Regions from separate parts of the Homo sapiens genome. Here region 2 is linked to region 1. The links are chromatin contacts, found by Hi-C in ENCODE. All regions are on one chromosome and are shown on one strand. The core of a region is the stretch at or near the end of the contact, and the rest is flanking DNA. Distances in the headings are between cores, read along the strand shown. Region 1 overlaps ATG10 (autophagy related 10). Region 2 overlaps SSBP2 (single stranded DNA binding protein 2).

Region 1 (6,891 bases), core at 3,273-5,772:
GCAGCACTGGGTCTCAGGCAGTCTATTTCTGCACTTTTCTATAGAAATTAATGACCCAAATCCTTCGATTAAGTATGCACTTAAGAATTGCACAGTGATGGCCTAAGAAGAGAAATAGCTCAATAGAGAAGATTAGAGAATAAACACACACACACACACACACACACACACACACACACAGAGGTATGGTGACATTTAAAGTCAATGGAAGAAAGATGAACTATTGAAATCATCTAGGAAAATTTCTTACCTCACACTATATACAAAACAAAAATCAGTTGGATTAATGATCTAAATTTTAATTTTAAAACGTGTATATAGTAAAGAAATTTAACATCTTTATAATTTGTAAGACTGAGGTGGGGTACAGCAGGAAGCCTTCTGATGAAGACATGTAACTTAGAAGCTATAAACAGAAAATGTACAGATTTGACTACATAAAAGTAAAAAAAGAAAATCCTTTGTGATAAAAAAGTACAACAAATGGTTGAAAGAAAACAGAAAGTGTTTTTTATATATGTGTGTATATATGTATATATTTCACACATATCCTTGCACACCTATTTTTCTATGGTGCAGACATATATATTTATCTCTAATAGTTATTATTTCCGATGTACAAAGAGTTTATATAATTCAATAAGAAAAATGCAAATATTCAGAAAATAGGTAAAGAATAAAAACAAGCAAATCATGGGAGAATACAAATTACCAATAAACATATTGGTAAAGCTGCTCACCTTCACTAGTAAGTAACCAAGAAACTAGGAATTAAAACGATAAGAAATTGATACTTAAAAATTCATCAACAGGCAAAAATTAAAAACAATATTCAGTATTTATTGGATATAGGAAAAGAGCATTCTCAGACATTTTTGCTGGGAATATAAATTGATACAGCCTTTTTCTGAGGATGGAATTTTTGAGATTCAGCATCTCTTGAAATTTAAAATGCTCATATCCTTTGATACAGTGATTCCACCCTTAGGAATCTGCACCATAGAAAAAATAGAGGTATGCAAGGGTATATGTGCTGTGATATTCATTGCAGCCTTATTTGTAAGTAGCAGAAAACTATAATCAACCTAAAATATCTGGCAATATGGAAATGTTAAAAAAAAACACAACAGCAACTATGGTGTGGTCATGCAGTGAAATATAGAGAAGGCATTAAAAGGCACTAAATCTATAGCAGTGACTTGGCAGCACGTGGCAGGATGCCCACGAGTGAAAATATCCACTCTAGGAGCATATGTATGTATAGCAGGATTTAAGCAGGGGCGGGGGTGGGGAGGAGGTGTGTGTGTGTCTATGTGTGTATATGTATTTGTGTGCCAAAAATCAAAAAGTCTAAAAAAAATACACTCTGGCCTGTTAACGATGGTTACAAACCTGAGGTATAGGAGTGCTGAGATGAGGGGAATTTCATTTTTTCTTTTATGTACTTGTGCAATATTTGTAATTTTTACCACCAAGATAGAATTATTTTATAATATTAAGAAAGAAAGGAAATTATAAATGCTAAGCAACCCAATTATTGACCAAAAAGAAAGAATTTGGTTAAAAGAATTGATGTAATAGAAGGTACAGATACCTATGCCTAGTGAAAATTTAAAAAGAAAACAAAATAGAAAAATCTTTTTCTTGCTACTGTATTAATTTTCTGTATCTGGCATATTTATTTCCATGATTTCTTTCTGTTTATTTTATTATGTTTAATTGATGGTGTTTACTGGAGTTTAGTGAAAAATATTTTGTAAACATCTCCAGTTGTGATTTATCCATTGTAATATCTCCCCAGTGAACTGACTGTGAGTAGGGAATTACAGAATTATCTGTAAAGGAGATACAGATCTTGAAAGTAGTCTGGGGCTTTGCTTATCTCCACAGGAAACCTTATTTCATATTGATAAAGTATGAAATCTTTCCTTAGTTATTTCTGATTGTTCATTGTTGTTACTGTTTTAATGAGAGGTAGAAATGAGCTAAACCAACCTGCTTCATTCCTTCTAGTACTAATTTAATTTCAAAGGAAATTCTTCAACCCCAATAAATAAGTGAAAGTGGATGGAACCAGGGTCTGACTCAACATGTCCAATTAATTGCTTCTAAACAGTAAGGTACATTCTTTTAAAAGCCCCACACACAAAAATCAACCAGTAAAAAATGATCAGGTGAGAAGTGAGATGACTATCATCATCTCTGCTTACAAAACTCTGTTCAAGTTGACATTAATATTTGCCATCTACTCTATTATAAATCAAGATTTATTGTAGAAATATACCAAAGATAGCACAATAATGAAGAAAACAGAATCATCTCAGGTTTTGAAATATACCTAACAAATTCAACCTCTTGCAAAATAACTTTCTTATTCAAAATGGAACTGGGAATTGTTCAGCACACAATGAATCATCTTTTGGCAAGTACAATAGAATCTTTAGGGACATTTCACAGCCTCTTGTTCAATTGTTAGGATGTTTTTAGCTTTCACAGGTAGGGAAGAAGGTAGCTTATATAGCCATCATCTTGTTGCTAAAATTGTACAGTAAAGATTTTTCAGGCAATAGATCTTTTCAGATTTTTTTTTCCTTTTTCTTTATCCAGAGCCTCTTTGTGTCTCAAAAACAATCTGGAATTACTTAATGCTAATGTTTTCTGGTTTTACTATTTACCCAGGACTCAAATGTTAAACATTAATATGGGAAACTCCCTTTTCCTTGCCTCATAGCCTTATATTTATTTAACTGTTATTTTGTGAGAAGAAAATCTCCTCTTTTCCTCTCCATGTTAGTACTTTTCTTATTAAGAAACCCGTTTTCGTTTTGTTTTTGCTTTTTTTTAGGAGGCTTTCGAGCTACCCTTGGATGATTGTGAAGTGATTGAAACTGCAGCAGCGTCCGAAGTGATTAAATATGAGTATCATGTCTTATATTCCTGTAGCTACCAAGTGCCTGTACTTTACTTTAGGGCAAGCTTTTTAGGTAAGAACATGTCTGAAGCTAAAAGTAAATTTATAACATTTACATATAAAGCAAAAAGCATATTTGGAAAATTATTCTCCAGAGGAAAAAAAATAGAGTTAAAAATGAGAAAACTGTGGGTGAGGTAAGGTTTTACCACTAAATTTTCTCATGCTTCAGAAAGGGTATCAAGACTTCAGCGTGAATGATATCATCTCAGCCTTAAGTCTGATCTTCAGATTCTTGGCCTTTTGCCTGAAGTTGACTAAGCCCCCTGGCCCTTTTTCTTTTCTTTACTTTAAACAAGTAGGAACAACTTAAAGCTACAATGTTTATTTACTTCTAACTTTACAGTAAAAATTTATTTTAATCTCAGATGATCCAATTAACTCAGAAGCTCCTGTGCCTCCTTCCCCAAAAGCTAATAATTATTTTAAGAAATGTTTATCAATTAGCTTAAGCTGTATTTAAAAATAGCACTAACATTTCCTTCAGCCATCTATACATCTCCAATGCCTTAGCTTCCTGTGATGCTGTTACTCAACTCATTCCCCTGCCAAGAAGGTGGAATACCCTGTCTCCTTGGAGGCCTTAGCTAATAAAGCTTATTTAATCAGCAGCCACATGGCGTCCTCACTCTGCAGCACAGCCATGGCTTCCCGCTTAGAGTCCACTGCCTAAACCGGGTCAGCATTGGGATGTGCTGCCACCCAGGCCCAGGGACCAAGATGAGCCTCCTGTTCAGCCAACCCCTTGCCCTATTTCTCCTTTTGTATCTGGCCTTATCAGCAGCATTGTGCATTTTGAACAGCCTTCTGACTTTTTTCTGGATAGCTAAGACATCTGAATTTAGCCAATGATATTTTATTTTTAATTCAAAAGTAGCTTAAGCTGCTTGAATGTATGTTTGGTAGATTTAATCACTTGCTGTTATATTGTTTAATGGTCTCTAATTTTGCAGTGTTGGCAGTTTAACAAGCACTTAGGATTTAAAACACAAGAAGAAATTCTCATAGACTCCCTGGTGAGAAGATTTTAATCTGAGGTGCAGTTCCTAAGAACTGACAATTTGGGGTAAATTTTCAACATGGGACATGGGGAATGGAGGACACTGATAGTTCACTAATTCACAAACTCTTGCTGTGGATTTATCCATATAATTATTACAAGCCTTTAAAACACTCATTTTATGGTAATTATATTTGGTTTGGAGCCCAGAGGTTAAAGGAAGTTTCTTGTCAGTGAGCTGTGCTATACTAAAAAGTAGGAGATATATTTGTTTATTCAGGGGGAGGAAAATGTCTTTCTTGGTTCTGGTTTGCAATGGCTCTGCCTTCTAGATTCAGAGACAAGTCGAGGCTGCAGGTAGAGGAAATAAGACATTACTTCTTCAATACTGTACTTTCATATAATTAGTATTCACCATAAGCAGTTAATCACCAGAGAAGAGCTCCCAGAGACAAAACAAGTTGTTTAGCTTGTCAGCATTAGGGAATCAGAGGTGTTGAAACATGACTGCTTCTAGCTGGAAGTGGGTCTTGCCAAGGCCTGCTGATGAGCTCATATGTGTGCTTTGCTCTTATGTGCCAACAGCTCCCCTTACAGTACAGCACAGTAATTGTTCCTGCAAGTCCAATTATATTTTAATGACATTGGTGTAGTTTCTGTGATCCTTTCTTCACGATTTTCTATTCTTTTAAAAAAACACAATTAACATTCTTGGCTTCTATTTGTATACTTTTACAATGCCCTCCATTTATGCCTTATAAAGGTAAACCAAAACAAGTCATTTGTTTTTATGTAGAAGCATTCGCCCCCCACCACCACTGCTTTGTGTTGTGTAGAGTGGGTATTAGGAATTTAAAATTTTATTTTGGCCCAGAATTCATTTAGTGCTTGTTCAGGTACATTAAAATATCAAATTTAATTTTTGTGCAGCATACTGAATGTTTTCTGGTGGAGAAACATGAAGAATGGTTCTTTCTTTCCTTTATCATATTCTAATAATTTATTTTTTCTTTCCACCTAACTTAACCTCATGGATATTTTTAAAATGTATCAACCTTTACTCTGGAGTCACAATTTTTCATTTATTCCCCCCCCAGTCTTTTTTATTCTCCTTACTTTTTCCTGTGATATCTGATTACTCTGGCCCTTCATCTGTTTGTTAAACAAATCTCTGTCAGTGTGGTGAAAGGATTCCTAATGTCTTCCTCTTATTCCAGGCCCGGATTTTTCTTTGTCTCATTCTAAGAGAGTTCCGACCTAGAAAGAGGATGACTGTAAAATTTCTTGCCCAGGGGTCTTTTTTTGTTGTTGTTGCTTCAAAAATAGTTCACTTAGCCTTGTTTTTGACAGATATTTATAATTTCTTTTGCATTTGATTGTTAGTACAAATTAATTTCTCTGCTTTGCTCTAAATTTTCTCCCTGTACCTATTTTTTTAAGGAAAAGCAAAACAAGTAATAAATAGTTTCCATTTAAATTTACATTACCCTTTCTTGTATCAACTTGTTTAGATTTCAGAAGAAATCTTTACTCTGGTTCTCGAAATGCAAATCCCTTAGACTTTGAATTCCTTTTCTTTATATGGTCCAGTTTCCACCAGGCCAATTACTAGTAGCCCAAGACTCAGTTAACATGCCATCTATTCTTGTCGCTCCCATGTCATGTCATGTCATATCATATCATATATTCTATTATATCACAATTTGTACTATAGCAGAAATATTTGTTTATATCTATAAAATGATATGCTGGAACATAGAGCTTCAAGATAAAAACAAGAGTGAAGGAAATTGATACTGAGTGCCTACAAAGTGAGAAGCTTTATTTATGGCTTTGTGTGTATACATGTATAAGATATATGTATGTATATATATGGCTTATTCAGCTGTGGCACAGCATCAAGTATTTGTTAAGTGAAACGATAAAGAAGAATTTCTAGTCATTTAAAAAATACAGCCCAAGAATGGAAACATTGTGATGGTGCCTACTTCAACTGCTATGCCAGGTTTTGAAAGAGGAAGTAATTCTGTTGTCTCCAGGAGACCTAAGACCCAAACCATCTATGTATCTTTACTCTTTAGTCTGATACTTTTCAGAGACTATAGGAGTAGTGGACTTAGAAAAATAGAACATCCTGAGGACTCAAAAGTGGGTATCCAAACTAGCTGAAGCAGCTGTTCCACTTCTATAAACACGTATTTTTATTTAATTCTTGAAGGCAGACAGCCAAGTTGAGACAGCATTCTGCTTCTGCCTCTCATTTCTACTACTTTGGTGTACAGGAGCTCAGTTACCAAGTGGGCAACGTGGATTTAAGAGAAGAAATAAGCCCTTCCATCCCAATGTTCTGTTTTTCTCTAACTACTTTTGTCATTGTAGGTTTGGGAGAGGTGGTGGGACACAGTTAATACCCTTTGTCACTCAGGAGAGGGTGAGACATAATTGCACGTCTGTTGAGTAATAATAAATAGCCTACATTGGAATAGTGCCTTATAGTTTAGTAAATCCACTCCCACAAAGCATTGACATCTTCAAGTGCATGCTGTTTTTTTTTTCTTTTTTTCCCACTGTTTTTGAAGCATACCATATTAAAGAATTTTTTGTATCATGCCAAAGCCTTCTATCCATTCCCTACCATTCTTATTCCCTGACCTTTTTATGTCTCATTTTCCCTTTTGAGGGCTCAGCTTTGATCAAAAGCTAGTGGCAAATGTTACAAAGGTGGTAAAACCCTTAGGCACATACATAATGGCCTTTTGCCTTACCAGAGGCCTAGGCTTAAATATTTTCTCCTTACATTTAGCTAGAGATTTCTATATTTATTTCATCTTGAATTCTGATTCATCTCTTTCTTTTCATTTGTTCTCAGTCTCTATTGAAAAATGGACCAAGTGGTTCTTCTTATTTTCAAAACATTTAA
Region 2 (6,891 bases), core at 3,144-5,643, 530 kb before region 1:
GGGACACTGAATTGAGCTCTGTGATTAAGAAATATGTGTTACTGAGATGAGCACTGGTTACAATTCAGGAACTTGAATTCTAACTCTAAATTTGACCTTGGGCAAATAGTTTTTTGATTTATGTAAAAAGAGAAAATAAATGTTATGTATTTTACAGTGTTTTATACAGAGACAAAGAGATGACATACGCAAAAGTAATTTTAAAAGAAGCTTAAAGGTACTAAAAATATTATAGAAAAAGTCTCATATAGCTAGTATAGCGAAATAAAAAGTTTTCTAATTAACTTGAGTAACATTTGCCTCATTTTTCTTTTGAGTCCTTTACATTTAATGAAGATTCCCTCCGTTTTTTACAATGTTCTCTCCCCACCAAATTTTCCTCTGTATTCCACATGCCTTTCCTCTTCTCCCATGCTGAATTTTAGTTTTGTTCTCTATGGCCTATGTTTTTTGCCTTCTCTCTTGCTAACACTTTTTCTCCCTTCTCACTCTTATCAGCCTCCTCCTTCTAGCCCCGTTGTCACCTACACTGTCTTATACGATGCTTAGTTTAACCCAACTCAAATAGTTATTATACCTTGCCTGTTATAGGAAAGACATACCAGATGAGTAAAAACCAGTAAGCCAATTATAAATATTATACCATTCTAGTGAGCTAACTAATGCCATTGCACTTGTTTTCCTGTGGGTATTTGGTTATTCTTAGCTATACCTGATATTATTCATTAGGTTCTAAAATAATTAGAGTGCTAGCATACTACAAGATTGGACTTTCCACCACCAGGTGAAAGAAACAGAATTCTTAGAATAATCTTATATTTTATTTTCTCTACAATGTTATATATATTTGATTTCAGGATATAAATACAGGGGACCAAAGTCACTTTAAAAGGTGCTCTATATTTTTATTTTGTTAAATAAAAATGAGGTATAGGCTGGTTGTGGTGGCTCATGCCTGTAATCCCAGCACTTTGGCAGGCAGAAGCAGAGGCGAGTGAGTCTCGATCCCAGGAGTTTGAGACCAGCCTGAGCAACAACAGCAAAACCTCATCGCTACAAAAAAATATGAAAAAGTAGCTGGGCATGGTGATATGCTCCTTTAGTCCCAGCTACTCAGGAGGCTTAGGTGGGAGGATCACTTAAGCCCGGGAGATGGAGGCTGCAGCGAGCTATGATTGTGCCACTGCACTCCAGCCTGGGTGACCCTGTCTCAAAAAAAGAAAAAAAAAAAAGGTGTACTTGTCTGCTCTCAAGCTGCTAATAAAGACATACCTGAGACTGGGTAATTTATAAAGGAATGAGGTTTAACTGACTCACAGTTCAGCATGGCTGGGGAGGCCTCAGGAAGCTTAGAATCCATGGCAGATTCACATGGCGACAGCATGGAGAAGAATGAAAGCTGAGCGAAGGGGGAAGCCCCTTACAAAACCACCAGATTGTGTGAGAACTTACTATTTCTAGAATAGCATGGGGGAATCGCCCTCATGATTCAATTACCTCTCACCAAGTCCCTCCCACCACACGTGGGGATTATGGGAACTACAATTCAAGATGAGATTTGAGTGGGGACACAGCCAAACTATATCAAGAGATATGAGAGTTATAAAAGGCATCATATCAAGAGCTATAGTTTCTGCAATTAAAACTTTAAATAGAAAGTTTTTAAAAGCCTATGTTTTAAAATTGCACAAGTAAAAAAACACATTAACATCAGAAGAAAGAAGCTTATTGGCATTTTTATTTCTGGAACTAATGTAAGAGTTGGGAATGTTTAACAAAAAGTACAAACAAGAAGCAAGTTTTCAGAGGGGATTTGATTCAGGTAAATGTATTATAAACTGGGATGCTGAGTATGGGGTAAATAAACTAAAAAGGAAAAGAAAAAGTGATTAGGGAAATCACATTAGAAACAAGGGAAAAAAGCTCCAGAAAGTCAATCACACAAATTTCTCTATCCTATATTAAAGACAGAAATTCCCCCTCTTCCATTCTGAGGCCTTTGCCTCTCATCTCGCTGGCACTTTGTTCTGCTTATTTTGCATATGTCATATGTATCTCTTTTTCATACATCTTCAAACACTCCCACTCTTCACCAACTTTTCCCCCGAGTCTACTAGTCTCTGCCTCTTTTCTCAACCCTCTTTAATCCATCTTTTTTTTTTGAGACAAGGTCTTGCTCTGTCACCCAGGCTGGAGTGCAGTGGTGCAATCTCAGCTCACTGCAGCCTCCACCTCCCAGGTTCAAGCGATTCACCCACCTCAGCCTCCCAAGTAGCTGGGATTAGAGGGGAACGCCACCACATCCAGCAAATTGTTGCATTCTTAGTAGATGGGGTTTCACCATGTTGCCCAGGCTGGTCTCAAACTCCTGACCTCAGGTGATCCACCCGCCTTGGCCTCCCAAAGTGCTGGAATTACAGGCGTGAGCCACCACACCTGGACCCTCTTTAATCGATCTTTATGTTGATGCCAACTGAGTGTCTAAAGGCACAAATCTGATCACATCAGGGACCTGGTTTAAAATCTTTGGGATATAGTCCCAAATCCTTAATGTAAGCAGGACTTCATAATCTGTCCCCTGCTTTTGTCTCTTTATATTTTATCACTTCCTAATACTGGACCTATAGATGAACTGGTCCATACCAAATTACCTGTCATTACTTGAGTGTATGATCATCCCTTTTGAGATTTCACATTATTCCTTGCTCCAATTACCCTTCTCTCACTCAACTTTCAGCTCAGCTCAGATTCACTTTCTCTATGATGCCTTTTCTAACTCTCCCAAGCTAAAGTGAGTATTGCTCCTGTGTTGCTATTATAACCAGTACATATTTCTTTTTTAAGTTTATTTCCAGCTTTATAGAGGTATGGTTGACAAATAAAAATTGTATATATTTAAGATGTACAATGTGAAGTTTTGATATACATATACTTTGGAAAATGATTACCAAAATCAAGCTAATTAACATATTCATCACCTCACATAGTACCTTTTGTGTGTCCGTGTGTGTGTCTGGTAAGAACATTTAAGATCTACTCTCTTAGCAAATATCAAGTCTATAATACATTATTATTAAACCAGTACATACTTCTGCTTTAATACTTTTAAATTGTTTATCTTTCCTGCTATTTATTCCCTTGAGGACAACAAGTTTTGCACTCTGTAAATATTTGGTGAAAAGGCTTAAACAACAGAACAATTCTAATTTAAAATATTCTATTAAAAAATGGAAATGAGAAGAAGTCATAAAATTAACAACTGGTCCATCCAGCAGGGACTCTTAGGTTGAGCAAATGAGCAAGCAGTAAGTTCCTGAAGAATGCATGTTATCCTAATCATGTAGACCTCAACAGCAGCAACAGCTTTCCTGGTCAACATAAAAAGGCAACAATTATTAGAGTCCTGAATCCCTAACCTAGGGCACAGATTATGAAGTCCAGGTTGAAAGAGTTAAGGATAAGAAGGTCAGGCATCTGCTGGATTTAAAGCCCATGGTAATGGCTAGCGAAACACAATAATCAGGGAAGCTTAAGATCTGGGCATTTTTCTGAAAGATGAGATCCATAGCTCTCATCAGTTCTCAGAGGACCCCATGACTTCAAAACTATTAAGAATCATTGATTTATATAGATGAAGGAGGCATCTCAAAGAGTATGTCAGTAGCTTTAGGGGAAAAAATATAAAACATTAAAAAACTGTACCTATATATTTAGCATGTACTAGATTTAAACTGAACAAATATAATCTAAAAATATTTATGTGCCCATTACTTACTTATTTGGTATCTACAGCTGAGTAAAAATTAAGTTATTTAAAATACCAACGCCATGGAAGAAGGGATCCCCTGAATCTAAGAGCCACAGAAAAAGGAAAAAAATGGCACATTTAAAAGCTGCACCGTCTGACAGCTAAGGTTAAAAAAAAAAAAAAAGCTACAGAAGCAAAAAGCCAAAGTATTGAGTAAGTTATTACCAAACATCTACAGTGTAGGAATAAGTTAAATTCATGAGAAAGCATGTAAAAGAGAAAGAGGTGTAAGAAACAAAATTAATGCTACAATAGAACACTCTTAAAATCGTCACTTTGTTAACCCACTGATCCAAGTCAGACTCCTAAAATGGTCTCTTATGCCATTTGTAGACTTCACTGGAAACACACAAAATGAAAAGGTGTCAACAGGTGAGGACACTCAATTACATTTGGAAAAAAAATTAAGTATTGACAGGCTAGATCTGGATATCATAAATACTATATAAAAAGAAAATTTGAATTTTATACTATTTACAAAATGCCAGTCTTAAACCCCAGGAAAACAGCATAATGATGGTGCTTAACTGTAGTGAACCGTTGGAACAACTCTGAACCAAAAGACCGCACCTGTTCCTGCCCTACATATGTGAGACAAACAGGGGAAACCCACAACCACAACTGACCAAGTGCGGTTCCACTCACCATAGGACTTCTAGTATGGCATGCTTTCAGGAGAAAGATTAAAAACATGATGGCATTAAATAACGTTCCAAGGAAACCACGTGCATGGCACTCAAAGAGAGCTTTTGTTTTTTCCTCTTAAAGATGCTAAGAGACGAGTGTAAACCGTACTGAGTAAGAAATTCTTTTAATAGAAGAAATGGAAAAAAAAAAAAAACACCCCACCTAGCTTGTCCATGTAAATACATGGACTACCAATTGCTGCTGCAGAAAAGTCACATTCCTGGGCATACTGGCATCACAATGCATTCATAAGCTACAATATTAACTAGGATTTAAACACTGCCTGGCAATATTTTGTGTGTGCGCCTACTCAGTTCTTTCTCTGGGTCTACTTAGAATTATTTCAAACTTTTCTTTAAAGACTATCCTTCACTCTCTTAAAAATTCATCATCATCATCACCACCACCACCACCCTCAGTACCCTCACATCCTATTTTGCAGAGGAAAAAGAAAAGCTATCAGAATAAGAACTAATTTTTTGAACCCTAGATCAATTTGACTCATCATCATTTTACAGATGGTAAAACTGAGACTGAAAACAACAAAACCTTGCTGAAATGATAAGTAGTGGAGCTGAGACACTGAATCCACATGTTTTCCTTTCTCCTTGCCTCACCCTGCAACTCCACACACACCATGATCATACTGTAGAAAATTGGGAAGATAGAGGGGAAACCTCTACTTATAAGTAATGGAAATATTTGCAGAAAGAAAATCTCATCTGTAATCCAACCATATTAAAACAAATTATTTTTTTTCTCTTAATACCCATTTATGCTACACTGTACATGCAACACTATGTCCTGCTTTGTTAAAATGTCTTACGCATTTCTTTTGTCATTATATAGTGTTCATCATTATTAAATGTGTAATAACAGCCCAAGAACAAATGTACTATAATTTTTACAACGCTTCCTTTTATTTGCACATTCCCTAAACTTTTCTTTCGTTTCTATTCTGTCTTCTATTCCAACCTCTCTTCCAGTCAAATGCAAAATACTCCATGGGAAATTCCTCATGCATTTAGACAGTTAGTGGCAGGCTTGAGGAAGATACGATATTAGGGGTAAGGACCTTAATCTAGGTTCCAAAAATTGTTAAATTCAGAAGGAAAGCCCTATGCATATATTCCAGATTGGCAGGAGGCAGGGACATATAAGGAACAGTATTTTATTAGGAATAGAAGAAATGAACTTCTTGACATCAAACCTACAAACATTCCTGCATCTCCTCTTGCCACAAGGGTAGAGATGGTCCTCTCCCCTCTCACTTCCCAGCATTTGTGCTTTGGACCTCCTTCTCTCAGGCCTTGTATGGGGTTTTAAACCATTAAAATCTCCTCTCTCCCTGTATCTTCAGACTCTGCCCCTCTACTGTCTCCTTCTCTTAAACACTAAACATGCTAATGTCTCTCCCATCTAAAATGAAAAACTTCTTTTTCTAACCTACACTATTCCTCCAGGTATCATTTCTCATCATAGATGAACCATTTTAAAGAGTTGACTATATACCATTTCCCACTTCCTACCTTCACAGTCACTTCTGAATCTGAAACATTCTTGTTTCCTAGCCCATTACTCAGCTTTATAAGTCATTGATGGCCTTTCCCTAAATCCTAAAAGGACATATGCATTCTGATTACTTTACCTTGCAGTCACAGTTGTCACTACTGACCTTTCTTCTTCCTTCAGAAAACCCTCACTTATTCTTGTTTTCTATTATGCTACACTCTCCTGATTTTCCTCCTACCTTTTTAGCTGAGCCTCTGTCTTTTTTTTTTTTTTTTTTTTTTTTTTTGAGAGAGTCTCACTCTGTCACCTAGGCTGGAGTGCAGTGGCATGATCTCAGCTCACTGTAACCTCCGTCTCCCAGGTTCAAGCTATTCATCTGCCTCAACCTCCTGAGTAGCTGGGATTACAGGTGCCTGCCACCAGTGCCTGGCTTATTTTGTATTTTTAGTAGCGACAGGGTTTCACCATGTTGGCCAGGCTGGTCTCGAACTCCTGATCTCAAGTGATCCACCCGCCTCAGCCTCCCAAAGTGCTGGGATTACAGGCATGAGCCACCATACCTGGCCACCTTCTTTCTCCTTTACAGCCTCTTCTTCCTCCTCATTCCTTGGATGTTAATATTGCAAGGTTTCTGTACAAGGCTCATTTCCCTCCCCACTCATGGGTAATACCATTCAACCATCTCTCTCTCTCTTTCTTTTTTTAGAGATGAGGTATCGCTATGTTTCTCAGGCTGGATTCAAACACCTGGGTTCAAGTGATCCTCCCACCTCAGCCTCCTGAGTAGCTGTTACTATAGACACGCACCACTGCACCCAGCTTCATTTCCCTCTCCTTTAAACATCAGACCCATGTAACCAGATGCCTGCTCAACATCTCCACTT

Evidence for each region. A loop is a pair of places that touch in the nucleus more often than their neighbours do. Pooled maps may share reads with other maps.
Region 2: a loop to region 1 is called in a map of HepG2, with 2.9 times the contacts of the local background. The contact joins two enhancer-like sites. A Hi-C loop is called at or near these places in 2 of 168 maps with a recorded cell type or tissue (HepG2 and chondrocyte), 5 of 37 single-sample maps with no recorded cell type and 5 of 50 pooled maps.

The regions. Positions count from the first base shown.
Region 1 is chr5:82,161,554-82,168,444 of GRCh38, forward strand. ATG10 (autophagy related 10) reads left to right here. Exons shown (of 8, transcript NM_031482.5): 4 at 2,846-2,984. Among named protein-coding and RNA genes, the nearest start is that of RPS23, 110 kb to the right of the region's middle. Within about 2 kb of position 4,523, at least 14 of the 41 ENCODE cell types and tissues checked have a DNase peak (open chromatin) inside an H3K27ac peak, as active enhancers do.
Region 2 is chr5:81,626,843-81,633,733 of GRCh38, forward strand. The region is part of intron 3 of SSBP2 (single stranded DNA binding protein 2); the gene reads right to left. Among named protein-coding and RNA genes, the nearest start is that of SSBP2, 120 kb to the right of the region's middle. Within about 2 kb of position 4,394, at least 2 of the 41 ENCODE cell types and tissues checked have a DNase peak (open chromatin) inside an H3K27ac peak, as active enhancers do.